2 separate regions of the Homo sapiens genome follow, and region 1 is linked to region 2. Evidence: chromatin loops called from intact Hi-C (ENCODE). Cell type or tissue: B cell. All regions are shown on one strand. Each heading gives the region's core, and the rest is flanking DNA. Links, peaks and the distances in the headings are about the cores only.

Evidence for each region. Peaks named below come from ENCODE experiments on the same cell type or tissue, not always from the same donor. Only the 100,000 strongest peaks of a DNase experiment are listed, where the experiment ranks them.
Region 1: a loop joins it to region 2, with 13 times the contacts of the local background. A loop is called at or near these places in 5 of 110 quality-filtered maps.

The regions. Positions count from the first base shown.
Region 1 is chr2:98,407,551-98,416,730 of GRCh38, forward strand. No RefSeq gene overlaps it. Among named protein-coding and RNA genes, the nearest start is that of INPP4A, 33 kb to the right of the region's middle. RefSeq lists an enhancer at 5,590-5,639. In B cell, for the core only: CTCF peaks have their summits at 5,505 (motif pointing right) and 5,706; a DNase peak (open chromatin) is centred at 5,491.
Region 2 is chr2:98,645,581-98,654,760 of GRCh38, forward strand. The region is part of intron 8 of MGAT4A (alpha-1,3-mannosyl-glycoprotein 4-beta-N-acetylglucosaminyltransferase A); the gene reads right to left. Among named protein-coding and RNA genes, the nearest start is that of UNC50, 42 kb to the left of the region's middle. In B cell, for the core only: CTCF peaks have their summits at 4,037 and 4,237; a DNase peak (open chromatin) is centred at 4,031.

The DNA of each region.
Region 1 (9,180 bases), core at 764-8,763, 240 kb before region 2:
AATGGATTATATATATAATGCAAGCCTCATGGTAACCTCAAGTCAAAAAACATACAACAAATGCACACAAAATTAAAGGCAAGAAATTAAAACATGCCATCAGAGAAAATTACCTTCACTAAAAGGAAAACAGGAAGGGAGAAATGAAGAGAAGACCACAAAAACAACCAGTAAAACAAGTAACAAAATGGCAAGAGTAAGTCTTACTTATCAATAATAACATTGAATGTGAATGAACTAAACTCTCCAATAAAAAGACATAGAGTGAGTCAGGTGCTGTGGCTCACGCCTGTAATCCCAGCACATTGGGAGGCCGAGGTGGGCAGATCACCTAAGGTCAGAAGTTCGAGACCAGCCTGCCCAACATGGTGAAACCCTGTCTCTACTAAAAATTCAAAAATTAGCCAGGTGTGGTGGCGGGTGCCTGTAGTCCCAGCTACTCGGGAGGCTGAGGCAGGAGAATCACTCGAACCTGGGAGGTGGAGGTTGCAGTGAGCCAAGATTGCACCACTGCACTCCAGCCTGGCTGACAGAGCAACATTCCCTCTCAAAAAAAAAAAAAAAGGAGAAATGGTTACAAATTAAGACTTGAGTAAAAACAAACAAACATAACAGAAACCCACACTGTTTAACTCAAGTCACAGGAACAGCCACGATTGTTTGTTGGATTGTTTTAAGGAGAAAAGCAGATCAAAGCTAAAGTTGGTTTGAATCTGGAACAAATGGATGACTCCAGAGAAGTAAGTTCCCTCTTGTAGCTTATCCTGATAATGGCCACAGGGTGTCAACTGCAGAGTGAAGGTGGGAGGGGATCAGGGTGTTTTCAGATACTGTTTTCTCTCCCACCTTGGCAGTCACGGCTGCTTATGTTGAGGGGCGGGAGGATGCCACTTGCTATTTATTCTTGTTCTTTATCCGAAAGCTGAACTTTTCTCTGCGATAGTGTAACTCTTCACCTTAAATGACTAAAGCCAGTCTTGTGAAAAACAGACAGCATTAGTCAGCTGGCTGAATTTTATAAAAAATAAACTTCAAGCTTACGTATTGTGAAGAAGCATTTTGATCCATAGAGTTTCTAAAGTAATTTTAAGAAAATCCCCAAAACCAACAAGGTCACTACTCAGAGTGAGGTCGCTTTACTAGCAGCATCAAGTTCACCTGGGATCTTGTTAGAAAAATGCAGAATCTTGGGCCCACCCTAGACTTACTGAGTCAGAATGTGCATTTTGACAAGACCCCAGGGGATTCGTGTTGTCCATTAGCATTTGAGAAGCACTGGTATGAAGTACTTGAAACTATCTGCAAGTATGTTATCTGAATCTTTCCAACTTACACCTAACTCAATTGCTTGCTGAATTAAATATGTATATTTATATATATCAAATACATATATATATTTGAATAGTTAAAATACAACAGGATAGCAATGTTATTGTGAGCCACCACAGTGTAGAGATGGCATCTGAGGATGTTCCTAGCAGTTATTGTGCTGGCTCACCCAACACTGTGGCTCAAACGTGGAGGCTCAGTGCTTGTACCATGACATGAACTTGACCTAACATGCCTGTGTGTGTGTGGGTACGTGGAGGATGATTGCACTAACATTACCTTACTCTGTAGCTTTAAGTATAACTTCTTTTTTTTAGACGGAGTTTCGCTCTTGTTGCCCAGGCTGGAGTGCAATAGCGCGATCTCGGCTCACGGCAACCTCCGTCTCCCAGGTTCAAGCGACTCTCCTGCCTCAGCCTCCTGAGTAGCTGGGATTACAGACATGCGCCACCACACCCAGCTAATTTTGTATTTTTAATAGAGATTGGGTTTTTCCATGTTGGTCAGGCTGGTCTCGAACTCCCAACCTCAGGTGATCCACCCACCTCGGCCTCCCAAAGTGCTGGGATTAGTCGTGAGCCACTGCGCCCAGCCTGAGCACAACTTCTTATCTGCAACACACAGTCAGAAGTTACTCTGTAAAAAATTTTTCCAGCCATTAGACATGTAAAATTGTAAGCAGTTATCATCAACACCTAGTCAGATGGAATGCATGTCAGAAATCAGAAATATGCTTGATAATGCAACAAGTACAGTTTTAAGTACATCATAATATTTTCCTTTTTTGATGAGAATCACATGAAATTAGTCAGAATTCCAGTGTTTTGAAGTTCACAAATGTGCGGTGGGGCTACAAATAGTGACTACAGCTAGGCTAGTTCATAGAGGGAAAAAAATTGATAGACGGGTCTCCAAATTTAACAGCAATTCTGAAAATGTATTTAATACATACATTTACCAATGATGAGTTGTGGAGCCAAAATAAACCTTTCTGAAGCAGCAGTAATTAAAACAACACAATTTCGGATGAACAATTCTACAGGAAAGACACAATTTCTTCTATATTCTCTTTATCAAAAATTATATGGATTGTTGCTATATGAAGAAGCGATCAGAGTTGACAGCCAAAAAATGTAGCAAACATTGTATTAACCACTTGACTAATAAAATAGTAATAAAATACTAATAAAGTATTGTTCTGGATTTTGGGATGTTAGTGGCATTTTAAATTTATAATACAGTGTGATTTTTCTTGGTCTAAATAAATGCTTTTGTTTATGGTTTTGAATTTGTAATTCAGTATTCTTTTTTGAAATACTCTTCCCCTAGTGTGTAAAATTTATGCTCCCCAAATTCTGGGTCCTGCTATAATCAGTAGTGTGTTCTTTCATGGTTTCTAGCAGTGAGTTTGTTGTAATAAAATTAGAAGATGAGCTTTCGTTGGTGCATTTAAATACTTAAGCTACATGTCTAGAAATTAAAACTAAGTGATAGGTAGGCATCTATATTAAGATCGCCACTTTGATGTGGTGGTTTCAAATGCTAGTGCTGTAGAGTCAAAGGCTATATTAATGTTACTATTCAATGAGTCTATTAATCTTGAATTTAGTGGCGAGAGACTGAATCAATTAATAAACAGTAAAACCCTGCCCTGGTTCACTAACAATAATGCTAAATCAGAACAAAGAAGCTGGAGAATTTCCTTAATCAGCGATAGACAAGGAGAACCTTACAAGATTGGTCCTGAGCTCCAGAGAAGCCAAATATCTGGGTGGGATGTAAATACTTGGGCTTATTAATGAGGTTATTCTGATCTAGGATTTTTTTTTAAATTTCTATTTAGATTCCAGCATACTGTGGCACTTCTTTCTCATAACCTCATCTCCTGAAATATGGTTTTTTTTTTTGTTTGTTTGTTTGTTTGTTTTCTGAGACAAGGTCTCGCTCTGTCACCCAGGCTGGAGAGTGGAGAGCAGTGGCATGATCATGGCTCACTGCGGCCTCGACCTCCTGGACTCAAAGGATCCTCTCACCCCCACCTCAGTCTCCCAAATAGCTAGGACCACAGGCACATGCCACCATGCCCCACTATTTTTTTTTTTATTTTTTGTAGAGACGGGGTTTCACCATGTTGCCCAGGCTAGTCTCGAACTCCTGGGCTCAAGCGATCTGCCTGCTGCAGCCTCTCAAAATGCTGGGATTACAGGCGTGAACCACTGCTCCCAGCCAAATATGTTCATCTTTATAGAAAAGTAGGCTTTGGGCTGGCACAGTGGCTCATACCTGTAATCCCAGCACTTCGCGAGGCCAAGATCACCAGAGGTTGGGACTTTGAGACCAGCCTGACCAACATGGAGAAAACCCGTCTCTACTAAAAATACAAAATTAGCAGGGTGTGGTGGCGCACACCTGTAATCCCAGCTACTCGGGAAGCTGAGGCAGGAGAATCGCTTGAACCTGGGAGGCGGATGTTGCAGTGAGCCGAGATAGTGCCATTGCACTCCAGCCTGGGCAACAAGAGCAAAACTCTGTCTCAAAAAAAAAAAAAAAAAAAAAAAAAAGGAAAGAAGACTTTGGAGAGGTCCCAGGCCCTCACATTCTATCCTTGGATCATGTGAGGGTGAACACCTGCAATAATAAGGGTATTCAGAGAGAGGCCTGGCAAAGGTGGAGTTTGCCACAACCTGTACCCACCACCTTAGATGCTGTTCTTCTGAAAGAGTGAGCAGAAAGGAGCCTTCCAAAAAGCCTGTTCAGGGGTTCTCAAAGCCATGTTCCATGGAATACGTGTGTGAGTCACACAAGTACTTTGCTTTGGAATTTAGGAAGAGCAGTCTTTTGCCAATTTTCAGAAAAAAGTAATGGCTTCAATTTTTTTCATTTTTCTTCCATAAAAGTTTCTGTAACTTTTGCTCCATGGTATTACTAGTCATTTACTGGCCAACAAAATGCGTTAAATGCATTAATAGCAAATCATATTAATTAAGATAATGCTAGCCACTGTGATGAATAACCTCCCAGCATTTGGTGGCTTGATGCAATGCAAGGTTCTCACTCAGCAACAGTGCAGTATGAGTGCTCCCAGATGGCAGGGCTCCAGGCACTATTTTTCAGCTTTGCCCTTCCCTCAGAGTGCAGAGCTCTGCAGGCAGCCTGCAGGCAGGGCAGGGGAGACGGAAAAGGTACATCTGCTTCATATTCACCTTGTAGAAGAGACACGTGTCACTTCTATTGGTGAAAGCTTGTCACATCTAGAAGCAAGTGGGGGTGAGTGGAGAAGAGGGAGGGGAAATTGTGATCCTTGACTAGGTGGCCACTTCCCAGTGACAACTCTGCTCTCTGGAAAGGGAACAGTCACAACATAGATATCTAGTTGTCCATGCAAACTAAAATCAGCTAAGAAAACCCTCAGAATTCACATAATTCCACAGCTTCCTTTCATGTGTTCATATTTGCTCTCAAATTTGATGCTATTTCATATACACATAATAGAGTCAGTCATATTTTCTGCCAGCTAAATATGCCAGGAAAACTGAGTCACCCCTTATATAAGTGCTGGGTAAGGAGGTGATCAAAAGTTGTCAAAACTGGGCCAGGCACAGTGGTTCACACCTATAATCCCAGCACTTTGGGAGGCTGAGGCGGGTGGATCACCTGAGGTCAGGAGTTCAAGACCAGCCTGGACAACATGGTGAAACCCCATCTCTACTAAAAACACAAAATTAGCCGAGTGTGTTGGCCGGTGCCTGTAATCCCAGTTACTCAGAAGGCTGAGGCAGGAGAATTGCTGGAACCAGAGGGGTAGATGTTGCTGAAATCACACCACTGCACTCCAGCCAGGGCGACAGAGTGAGACTCTGTCTCAAAAAAAAAAAAAAAAAAAGGAGTCAAATTACCATAGGAAATCTCTTGAATTGCCCTCTGCATACAGTCTGGTTAGGTCCTCCATAACCAGTATTCCCTTCAGTGGAGCAGATTGATCACTCTTTGGCTGGGACCCAGAGGAAGGAGTCAGCTTGTTTTTAATGACCATATTCAGGAATGCCACATATGGTTGCTCTAGTTGTGCACTGCCCAAAAGGGACCTTCTTAAGAGGTGTCCCGCAGTCTCGCCATCATGGATTTTTTTGATATTTACTATGGCAGATTTCCAGCAGATGGCAGTAGAGGGTCTATGCTAATGCGCCGTATACTATGACAATTCTTGAGGGCAGAAGGTCAAATTCTTATCTAGACAGGGCTGCTTTGCATTAATCCTTTTCCCATAACAACAGAGACATGGGTTCTTAATCAGAACTAATGTTTTGACTCCCACCAGACTTGCAGCATACTGGCAGCAATATTTATTGAATTCATTTCTGAGTTCTTTAGCATATATTTAACTTAGCCAGTAACAGTTGCCAGTGGAGAACATAGCTTCTCAAAATTAAAGTTACTTTAAAACTTCTTAAGATTTACAATGTTGCAGGAAAAACTGGCAAGTGCAATGATCATTTCTATTAAAAAAAAAGAGAGAGAGATCACGGAACACATATGCATTAAAACTGTTGAAGAATTTCATTTCCACAAAAGCAAAATGTGCATCTATTTCATGACAGATTAATAAATCTTAGTGATTTTGAGTCACTGTTACCAAGAACTTGAAACTTCTATTTTATGTTGGATGTTTTACATAATTTTAAACAATGGCTTTATGTTTGTTATCACTGTTCATATTGAAAAATTAATACTATATCAACTTAAATAATACTGTGTGCCTGGGTCCTGGGGTGGTGGCTGTCAGTGTGGTGAGCTGCTCACTATCTGAGATGCTCTCAGGATCCCCGCTCATTTCAGCAGCAGAACACCAGGCAGAATCTTCACAACTGTTCAGATTATTTCTCCCCTCCCATGCAGTCCCAGACTCAGAGAGTTGGATTTGGAGGATTTAAACAAGCAAGTGGTACTGTTGCGGGAAGTCAGGGACCCTGAACGGAGGGACCTGCTGAAGCCGTGACAGAAGAATATAAATTGTGAAGATTTCATGGACATTTGTTAGTTCTCCAAATTAATACTTTTATAATTTCCTATGCCTGTCTTTACTTTAATCTCTTAATCCCGTTGTCTTCATAAGCTGAGGATGTATGTCACCTCAGGACCCTGTGATGATTGCATTAACTGCACAAATTGTTTGTAAAGCATGTGTGTTTGAACAATATGAAATCTGGGCACCTTGAAAAAAGAACAGGATAACAGCAATGTTCAGGGAACAAGGGCGATAAACATTAGGTCTGACTGCCTGGGAGCCAGGTAGGACAGAGCCATATTTCTCTTATTACTGCAAACGGGTAAGAGAAATATCGTTGAATTCTTTCCCCAGTAAGGAATATTAATAATTAACAGCCCTGGGAAAAGAATGCATTCCCGGGGGGGGCCTCTAAAATGGCCGCTCTGGAGGGTGTCTGCCTTATGCAGTTGCAGATAAGGGATGAAACACACCCTGGCCTCCTGCAGCACCCCCAGGCTTGCTAGGATTAGGAAATTCCAGCCTGGCGAATTCCAGTCAGACCGGTTCTCTGCTCTTGAACCTGTTAAGATGTTTATCAACGACAATGCGTGCACAGCAGGACATGGAACTTCATTAGTAATTCTAGTTTCACCGTGACCTTGTGATCTCACCCTGACCTTCTGCCTTGTGATCTTTTGTTGCCCTTGAAGCATATGATCTCTGTGACCCACACTCTATTTGTACACTCCCTCCCCTTTGAAAATTGCTAATAAAAACTTGCTGGTTTTACGGCTCAGGGGGCATCATGGGACCTGCTAACATGTGACGTCTCCCCCGGACACCCAGTTTAACATTTGTCTCTTTTGTACTCTTTCCCTTTATTTCTCAGACTGACTGACAGGGAAAATAGAAAAGAACCTACATTGAAATATCGGGGGCTGGTTCCCCTGATATGGTACCATGTTTCCAGACGTTTTGTCAGCCAAAGGCACTGCGTTCAAGGCTCTAGAGGGGGGTTAACGTTGCTGCCAACAGGCTGCCTTCAGGGCTATTGCATCTCCCTGTGCCTGGAGAAATTTGTTGCTCACAGCTCTGGAGGCTGGGAGGTCCAAGATCAAGGTGCCAGCAGATTCGGTGTCTGGTGAGGGCCTCTTCCTGGTTCAGAGATGGCATCTTCTCTTTGTGTCCTCACATGGTAGAAGCAGTGAATGAACTCTCTAGGCCTTCTTCTACAAGAATATGAATCCCATTCATGGGGACTTTACCCTTCTGACTTAATCACCTTCCAAAGGACCCGCTTCCTAGTATCATCACCTTAGGGGTTAGGATTTCAACATACAAATTTGGGGGGAACATCCATGTTCAGTTCATTGACACAGGCATTTCATGATGAATGGATTTCACAAGACTACAACAAAGCAAGACTTTTAAGAAAAAATCCATGCCCATGGCATGGGTCTTTAAAAGTTGCCTGTCCCTAAGACAAGGCAGTTACACCAGAAACCAGGCTTTGTGTCTAGTAACTGCTACACAGTGGCAGCTGTAGTTGACAAGAATCTGATGACAGCATCCTTAAATGTGTGGCAACCCTGAAGCTCACTGGCTCCCAGACAATGATGGCTTTAGATTCTGAGGATGAGCTCTTTTTAAAAAGGAAGCATGGGCTGAACATGGTGGCTTATGCCTGTAATCCCAGAACTTTGGGAGGCCAAGGTGGGGGATCACCCGAGGTCAGGAGTTCGAAACCAGCCTGGCCAACATGGTGAAACCCCGTCTCTACTAAAAATACAAAAATTAGCCAGGCATGGTGGTGTGTGCCTGTAATCCCAGCTACTTGGGAGGCTGAGGCAGGAGAGTCGCTTGAACTCAGGAGGCAGAAGTTGTGGTGAGCCAAGATTGTGCCACTGCACTCCAGCCTGGGCAACGAAAGTGAGACTCCATCTCAAAATAAAAAAAAAAAAATAGCATGTATTTCAGGCCGGACATGGTGACTCACACCTGTAACCCCAGCACTTTGGGAGGCTGAGGCAGGCAGATCACTTGAGGTCAGGAGTTCAAAACCAGCCTGGCCAACATGGTGAAACCCCATCGCTACTAAAAGTACAAAAATTAGCTGGGTGTAGTGTCACACACCTGTAACCCCAGCTACTCAGGAAGCTGAGGTACGAGAATTGCTTGAACTGGGGAGGCGGAGGTTGCAGTGGGTGGATATCGCACCACTGCACTCCAGCCTGGTTAAGAGAATGAGACCCTGTCTTCAAAAAATAATAATAGTAATAATAAGCCGGGTACAGTAGCATGTGCCTGTTGTCCCAGCTATTCAGGAGGCTGGGGCAAGAGAATCGCTTGAGCCCAGGAGGTAGAGGTTGCAGTGAGCCCAGATCACCCATTTTACTCTAGCCTGGGGGATAAAAGTGAAACCCTGTCTCAAAAAAAAAAAAAAAATTCAAAGCTCTTTTGACAGTTCCTTTGAAATAATCCTAGTTCTGTTTCACCAAGGCAATGACTGTAAGATGAGAATTTCAAGATTTTCTTAAATGTTGGAAATTTTTTTAACTTCAGATATACTTTCAAGTGTTAAAATGAAATTTTAATTCATATGTTAACAGAAATCTTATACTCCCAGTAAAATTGCCTAAGACTAGACAGTTATGAATGACACATTACAAGTCATTTGGATGGTATTTTGCCATGGGTTCTGGTATAGCCACTGAGCCATGTGGACCAGCTCTTCATGGTTGATGGCAGCAGTTGTAAATCTTAGACCCAGACAACAAAGTTTGCTTTGACAGAATGATTTAATTTTTCCATCCATTTTGGGTGGTTATGCAAATTTTTATTCATACATTTGATTTGCCAATGTT
Region 2 (9,180 bases), core at 395-8,394:
AAGAAAGGTATTGAGAGAAGGATATTATTATGGAAAAATACAAGCATACCTTTATCATGAAAATGAAGAAGACAATGGTAAAAACAATAAAAATATAAAGCTAGATATTATTAAAAGAAAGTGAAGAAAACAAAATGGAAGAAATACATCGTAAGTCAACTAAGCCACTCCTTTCTATGGGAAATAACAATGAGGAAAATGAGGACATCCTTTCCAAGTAAGACAGCTGGAATGATGCTGACATGTGAGTGGATGGGGCAGAGAGAGCACAAGATAAAGGTCTTATCACAGCAGAAGTTATGGGGAGGGAGGGGGAAAAAGAGAAGGAGGATATCAGGATACATTCTATGGGGTAGAAAGCACAAAGAAAGTTTAAACTGAATTTAGTAGTCTTACTGTTAGTAGTGATAATGGTATTGATATTGTGAAGCTATTTTACGTATATTACAGAATAAAAAATTATATTATTAGGATATTATTGAAAACCAAGGCTTTCAATATAAAAGAAAATAAATACACGTAAAAATTTGAAAAGCTAAGTAAAAGTCCTATAATTTTATTATAACCCTAAAATCTTACATCTTAATCCAGTTTGAATTGGAACTATCAATACAAACGTGTGATTTTTTTTTCCTCTGTAAAATAAAATACACTTTTTCTTGCTGAAAGTCCTAGAAGCAAAAACAAGACAATAGCAATGAGCACCTTTAAGCGCCCAGATTGTGCTTCTATATACCACACACCCTGAAGAGGAATAGCACTCCTCAATGATCGATTCCAGATCTGGGATAGGAAATGCGCAAGATGTGCCAATCATCAAAGAAACAATCACAATTACTGAGGCCAGGCACAGTGGCTCACGCCTGTAATCCCAGCACTTCGGGGGGCCCAAGCAGGTAGATGGCTTGAGTTGCCCAGGAGTTCAAGATGAGCCTAGGCAACAGAGCAAGACCTCATCTCTACAAAAAATTAAAAAATTAGCCAGGCATGGGGGTGGGTACCTGTAATACTAGCTACTTGGAAGGCTAAGGCAGGAGGATCACTTGAGCCCCCAAAAAGATTGCTGGACTTATATAGAAAGGATACAAAAGCCAATTTGAAGGGGTTCCCACTGGATTATGATGTACCAATGAAAGCATCAATAAGAATAATGATTGCAATGGACTGTGGCAAATCAAATGTATTTTAAATATCCATCACTTCATAACGATACATTGTTTTTAAGGGGATGCATGTGCAGGTCTGTTACATGGATAGATTGCATAATGCTGGGGTTTGGGCTTCTATTGAGCCCACCATCCAAATGGTGAACATAGTACCCAATAGGTAACATAATGATACTTTAAAAACAGCCACAACTGTAGATTGCTAAGGCACCAACTTTAAAAATTAGTAAGAGCATGAAATCAAGCATTTACTCCAGCCTTTCTTTAAGAACTGTTTTTCAAGGTAATCTAATAAAGGAAGAAAAATTCTTTATAGAAGAACTCAACATAGCATTTAGAACTAAGCTAAGAGCATTAGCAATTACAGAATTAGGAAAGCACCACTTGGAAACCGCTAATGAAATAAGTGATCTAGGGAAAAATAATCAATGGATGCTGAAACCTTAAGTGGAACAGCTGCTGGAGAGCTAAATTTATAATGCAGCAATGAGGCAGGCATATGGAACCCACTGATTACTCTCAGCCTCGCTGGAGGTGGGACTGCCTGATGTAATGTGCTCTTTTTTTATTTTTATTTTTTATTTTTGAGATGGAGTTTCCCTCTGTCGCCCACACTGGAGTGCAGTGGTACAATCTCGGCTCACTGTAACCTCTGCCTCTTGGGTTCAAGTGATTCTCCTGCCTCAGCCTCCCCAAGTAGCTGAGACTACAGGCACACGCCACCACGCCTAGCTAATTTTTTTTGTATTTTTAGTAGAGATGAGGTTTCACCATGTTGGCCAGGCTGGTCTCGAACCCTTGACCTCAGGTGATCCACCCGCCTCGGCCTCTCAAAGTGTTGGGATTACAGGCGTGAGCCACTGCGCCCGGCCCATAACGCGCTTTCTTATGCGCTACCGTAAGACTTACTCAAGCACCACCTGTGAAGTGCCTGCATCATCTATCAGTTTTCCAGAAGGCACCGTGTTCAACTCAGAGTTTTTTGCAATAAAGCACTTTATGAAACCGTATGATGCTGTCAGTGGAAACTCCATTCCAAGCCACAGCATCTCCCTTTCCCCTGAGGGGTATGTCTATGACAATCACAAAGTAACCCCTGACTCTACTGCCTTTTGGAAAGCATTCTTTAAGAGTCATGGATGTGATACATTCCCAAACCATGCAAACCTGGAGTCATATCCCAAGGGGATAATTATGACGTCTGGAATAAATTCCTTTGCCACATCACCTCTCATCTTAGTCTTCAACAAAATGTCACAGGTAAAATCTAACCTGTATGAACATTTAAAACTACCATTAACTGAGAACTTTTTAGGCTAATATGTTTTTCCCACTAATACTCTGTAGATGACAATGAACTCACTGAGAGAATTCCACATAATAAGCGTATGTGAAGACTTGAATATAAAGCAACTCCCTCTTTCCTGAGGCATAATTTTTGGGCAAATGTGATTATTTTAAGAATGTTCAGGCTGGGTGTGGTGGCTCACACCTGTAATCCCAGCACTTTGTGAGGCTGAGACAGGTGGATCACTTGAGGTCAGGAGTTTGAAACCAGCCTGGCCAACATGGTGAAACCCTGTCTCCACTAAAAATACAAAAAATTAGCCAGGCCTGGTGCCAAGTGCCTGTAATCCCACCTACTTGGGAGGCTGAGGCAGGAGAATCACTTGAACCCGGGAGGCAGAGGGTGCAGTGAGCTGAGATCACACCATTGCAGTCCAGCCTGGGCTAGAGGGAGACTATGTCTCGAACAAACAAACAAAAACAGCCTGGGCAACAAAGTGAGACCCTGTTTTTACAAAAAGTAAAAAAAAAAAAAATTAGCCAGGCATGGTGGTGCATGTCTGTGGCCCCAGCCGCACAGGAGGCTGAGGTGGGAGGATCATATGACCCAGGTCAAGGATGCAGCGAGCTGTGAACTGTGTTTGCACCACTGCACTCCAGCCTTGGCAAGAGAGGAAGACCCTGTCTCCAAAAAAAAAAAAAAAGCTCACTGACACCAGTGGACCAGTGGCTCAAACCTGTAACACCTGCTCTTTGAAAGGCAGAGGCAGCAGGATCATTTGAGGCCGGGAGTTCAAGACCAGCCTGGGCAACTTAGCAATACTCCCATCTCTACCAAAAAGAAATACAAAAATTAACCCAGTATGGTGGTGCATGCCTTAGTCCCAGCTTCCTGGGAGGCTAAAACAGGAGGATCACTTGAGCCCAGGTGTTTGAGGCTGCCATGAGCTATGACTGTGCCACTGCGCTCCAGCCTGTGTGACAGTCAGACTCTGTCTCTGAAAAACAAAAGAATGTTCATTGAATTTGACTTCGAAAGAACTGAACAATTAGAAACAATCTAAATGACCAACAAGAAGGTTGATTATGATATCTGAATAACAGGACTTCAAGAAGGGATTAAAAATCACACCAATCTGTATTTACTGGCATAGCAAGGTACCTATCAACAGTATGTTAAGTGACAGCAAAAAAGGTTATCAGACAGTACATACAGCATGATCCTCTACTGTAAAAGAGGGCTGTGTGAGAGTGACATCAGCGAGACAGAAACAGGAAACCCAGACACACAAGACACATTCCCCACACGAGACACAGATTTAAAATCTGAGCATTCCACAGCCAGAGGCCCTCTCTTGGGCACAGACCACAGTGAGGAAACACTCAATTCCCGACTTCTCCCTAAGGAGAGAAAGAAGTTGGTGTATACCCAGTGTTTTTGACTTTTTCGAGTGCAGCCAGAGGGAATGATTTCTGTCTCATCTAAATCATAGTGTCAGGAACAGGGCACCAGGTTGGGAGCTAAGAACAAAGGCCATCAGTTGGCACCAGAGGCTGCAGTACCAGAGACAGAAACTAGGTGGAGCTCCAGTACTGCAGCTTACTACAATACCAACAAGGCCACAGTGCTGCAGAGCTCCTGACTAGAAACCAGTCAACTTCAATTAGGAGATTACACCCACAAGCAGAGAGGACATGGCCCCAGAAAAGGCTCAAAGGGCTCCAGAGTCTTTAACTAGGCTGACTGAAGAAAATCCTTCCACTACAAAACCAAACTGCAAAGACTGGGAGAGGTGGCTGATTTTTCAAATGCCAAGATCCCAACAACAAAAAACAAGATATACAAATAAACAAAAATATGGTATATCCAAAGGAACAAGTTAAAACTCCAGAAACCAACCCCAAAGAAATGAAGACATATGAACTGCCCAGTAATTCAAAATAACTGTCATAAGATTGCTCAGTAAATTAAAAGAGAGCAGAGACAGACAACTAAATGAAATTTGGAATATGATGCATGAACAAAATGAGAATATCAATAGAGATAGAAACTATAAAGAGCCAAACAGAAATTCTAAAACTGAAGAATACAAAACCTGAATTGAAAATTTCACTAGAAGGACTAAACAGCAGACCTGAGCAGGCAGAAGAATCAGTGAACTTAAAGATAGGACTTTTGAAATTACTGAGGCACAGGAGCAAAAAGAAAAAAGAATAACAGAAAAATAGCGATACCCTAAGGGACCTATGGACAGCACAAAGTGAAACAACATACACATTATGAGAGTTCTACAAGGAGAAGAGAGCCTATTTGAACTTCCCAAATATGAGGATAGAAATGGACATACAAATTCAAAAAGTTCAAAGAACCCCAACTACAATAAATTGATCTACACCAAGAAGAATCATAATGAAGTTGTCAAAAGTCACAAAGAATCCTGAAAGCCATAAGAGGAAAGTGACCCAACAAATACAAGATAACGTCTATTAGATTATCAGCAGATTTCCCAGAAGAAACTTTATTATAGGCTAGAAGAGGGTGGAATGATATGTTCAAAGTGCTAAAACATACTAAACAAAAACTGGCCAGCCAAGAATATTATATCTGACAAAATTGTAATTCAAAAGTAAAGAAGGCCAGGCGCGGTGGCTCACACCTGTAATCCCAGCACTTTGGGAGACCGAGGCAGGTGGATCACCTGAGGTCAGGAGTTCGCGACCAGCCTGAACAACGCGGTGAAACCCCATCTCTACTAAAAATACAAAAATTAGCTGGGTGTGGTGGTGGGCACCTGTAACCCTAGCTACTCGGGAAGCTGAGGCAGAATGGCGTGAACCCGGAAGGTGGAGCTTACAGTGAGCCGAGATCGCGCCACTGCACTTCAGCCTGGGCGACAGAGCAAGACTCCATCTCAAAAAAAAGGAAAAGAAAAAAAGAATGTTCAGGCTGGGCGCAGCAAGGTGGAGGTTGCAGTGAGCTGGGATTGTGCCACTGCACTCCAGCCTGGGGAACAGAGCAAGACTCCATCTCAAAAAAAAAAGAAAGAAAGAAAGAAAGAAATTAAGACTTTCCCAGATAAACAAAAGCTGAGTGAGTTCATCACCACTAGACCTGCCCTACTGCTGAAGGAACATTTTCAAGTTGAAGTGAAAGGTCAATAAGCAGTAATAAAGCACCATATAAAAATATAAAACTCCCTGGTAAAGGTAAATATACAGATAAATATAGACGTAGTAAGGTAATGCAGGTGCATGAATCACTTTAAAATCTGGTACCCCTTTCAAATCTTTTGATCACATTAAAATCACTTCTTAAAGACTAAAAGCACAAACAATAATTATAAATCTGAGTTAATGTATATGCAATATAAAAAGCGGTCACTGGTGTCATTGGTAAAATAGAGTGCAGGGGAGACAGAGATGTAAAAGAGTAGAGATTTTATTTGTCATTGAAGTAATAAATAGACTGTTATAACTTTAAGATATGTAATTGCAATGGTAACTACAAAATGAGTATCTATTGAATATACACAAAAGGAAATAGAAAGGGAATCAAAATACGTCACTATTTTAAAAAATCAACGAAACACAAAAGAAAGCAGCAAGAGAGGAAAAGATAGACAAAAAGTTCCAAGACATACAAAAAAATAAAGTAAATGGCAATAGTAAGTCTTTCTGTATTAGTAATCACTAAAAATGTAAATGGGTCAAACATCCCAATTAAAAGACACAGTTAGGCCAAATGGAAATTTTTAATGAGATCTATTAATATACTATCTACAAGAAACTTACTTTACATCAAAAGACACACATAGGTTAAAAGTGAAAGAATGAAAAAAGATAATTCATGAAATCCAGAACTGAAAGAAAACAAGGATGGCCATACTTAGACAAAATAAGACTTTAAGACAAAAACTGTCACAAGAGACAAAGAAGGACATTGTACAATAATAAAAGGGTCAGTCAAATCTCTGAAAAGACATAACAATTCTAAATAAAGATGCACCTAATAATAGAGGTCTCAGATATATGAAGTCAACACTGACAGAATTGAAAGAAGAAACAAACACCACCACAATAATACTAGGGGGTTTCAATATTCTACTTCAGTTATGGATAGATCAGACAGAAGATCAATAAGGAAACATCGGACTTAAACAACACTATAATCAAACGGACCCGACAGACATAAAGAACACTGATCCCAACAACAGCAGAATACACATTCTTCTCAAGAGCATATGGAACATTCTCCAAGACAGACCACATGTTAGGCCCCATAATATCTCAACAATTTTTTTTTTTTTTTTTTTTTGAGACAGAGTCTCACTGTGTCGCCCAGGCTGGAGTGCAGTGGCGCTATCTCGGCTCACTGCAAGCTCCACCTCCCGGGTTCACGCCATTCTCCTGCCTCAGCCTCCCTAGTAGCTGGGACTACTAGGCGCCCGCCACCACGCCCGGCTAATTTTTTGTATTTTTAGTAGAGACGGAGTTTCACCGTGTTAGCCAGGATGGTCTCGATCTCCTGACCTTGTGATCTGCCCACCTCAGCCTCCCAAAGTGCTGGGATTACAGGCGTGGGCCACCGTGCCCAGCCAACAATTTTTTTTAAGACAGGTTTTCACTCTGTCACCCAGGCTGGAGAGCACAAGGCTCACTGTAGCCTCAATCTCCTGGGCTCAACTGATACTCCCACCTCAGACTCCCGAGTAGGTGGGACTACTGGTATGCACCACCATGCCCAGTGAATTTTTTGTATTTTTATTAGAGACAGGATTTCGTCATGTTGCCCAGACTGGTCTTGAACTCTTGAACTCCTGAACTCAAGTGACCTGCCCACCTCAGCCTCCCAAAGTGTTGGGATTACAGGTGTGAGCCAGTGCCGCCCACCAACAAATTTAAGAAGACTAAAACTATGCAATGTATCTTCTCTGACTACAACAAAATGAAACTAGAAGTCAATAGCAGAAAAGTAAACCCAGAAAATACACAAATGTGTGGAAATTAAACAACTCGCCCCTAAACAACCAATGGGTCAAAGAAGAAATCACAAGGGATTTAGAAAAAAATCCAGAAACAAACGAAAACAAAAAAAAAAATATACCAAAATGTATGATATATAGCAAAAGCCATACAAAGAGGGAAGTTTATACCAGTAAACATTTACATTAAAAAAAAGAAGAAAGATCTCAAAATCAGCAACCTAACTTCAACCTCAAGGAAATTGAAAAAAAGAAACAAACTAAACCCAAAATTAGCAGAAGGGAGAAAAAAAAATAAAGATTAGATCAGATAAATAAATAGAAAAAAATAAATAAATAGAAAAAAAAAAGCAGAAAAAAACCCAAAGAAACCTAGAGTTGGTTTTTGAAAAGATCAATAAAATTAATAAACCCTTAGCTAGATTAGCTAAGAAAAAAAGAAGATTCAAATAACTAAAAGTAGAAATGAAAGAGGGAACATAACAACTGATATCACAGAAATAGAAGAATTACAAGAGACTACTAGGAACAATTATGTGCCAACAAATTGGATAATCTACAAGAAATGGATAAACCTCTAAAAACAATTTTCCATGGGTGAATCATGGAGAAATAAAAACTTTGAACACACTTATAATAACTAAGGGGATTAAAGCAGTAATCAAAAACCTCTCAGCAAAGAAAAACCCAGGACCAGAGAACTTCACTGGAAAATTCTGCTGAACACTTAAAGAATTAACATCAATCTTCCTCAAACAGCTATCTTCCAAAGAACTGAAACAGAGGGAACACTTTTCAAACACATTCTAGGAGGCCTGCATTTCTCTGACACCAAAGCCAGACAAAGACACAAGAAAACTACAGACCAATATCCCTGATGCAAAAATCCTCAACAGAACACTAGCAAATGGAATTAAAATGCACATTAAAAGAATTATATACACCATAACCAAGTGGGATTTATACCTGCAATACAGGGATCGTTCAACACACAAAAATCAATCAGTGTAACATATACTACATTAACAAAATGGAGGAAAAAAACACATGATCATCTCAATTGGTATGGAAAAGCATTTGACAACATTCAAGACACTTTCTTGATTAAAAAAAATGTGACGAACTAGAAATAGAAAAAAACTTATTCAACAAAATAAAGGTAATATATGAAAAGCCCATCGGTAATATCACACTTGGCAGCAAACAAATGAAAGCTTTCCCTCTAAGATTAGAAGCAGGGCAAGGAGTCCCACTTTCACCACTACTAGTCAACATAGTGCTGGAAATCCTAACTAGAGCAATTAAACAAGTAAAAAAAGTAAAAGGTACCCAAACCGGAAAAGAAGAAGTAAAATTATCATTATTTGCAGATGAAATAATCTTATATGTAGAAAAACCTAAAGAATCCACCAAAAACTACAAGCAATAAATGATTTCAGCAAAGTTTCAGGATACAAAATCAACACACAAAAATAGTTGTATTTTTGTATACTAACAATGACCAATCCAAAAAAAAAATCAAGAAAACAATGCCATTTACTGTAGTATCAAAAAAGATAAAATACTTAGGAATAAACCTAACTGGGGAGGTGGAAAATTTTTCTACAAAACATTTCTAAAAGAAATCAAAGAAGATACAAATAAATGGAAAGACATCTTGTGCTCATGTATTGGAAGACTTAATAATATTAAAATGTCCACACTACCTAAAGCGATCTACAGATTCAATACAATCCCTACCAAAA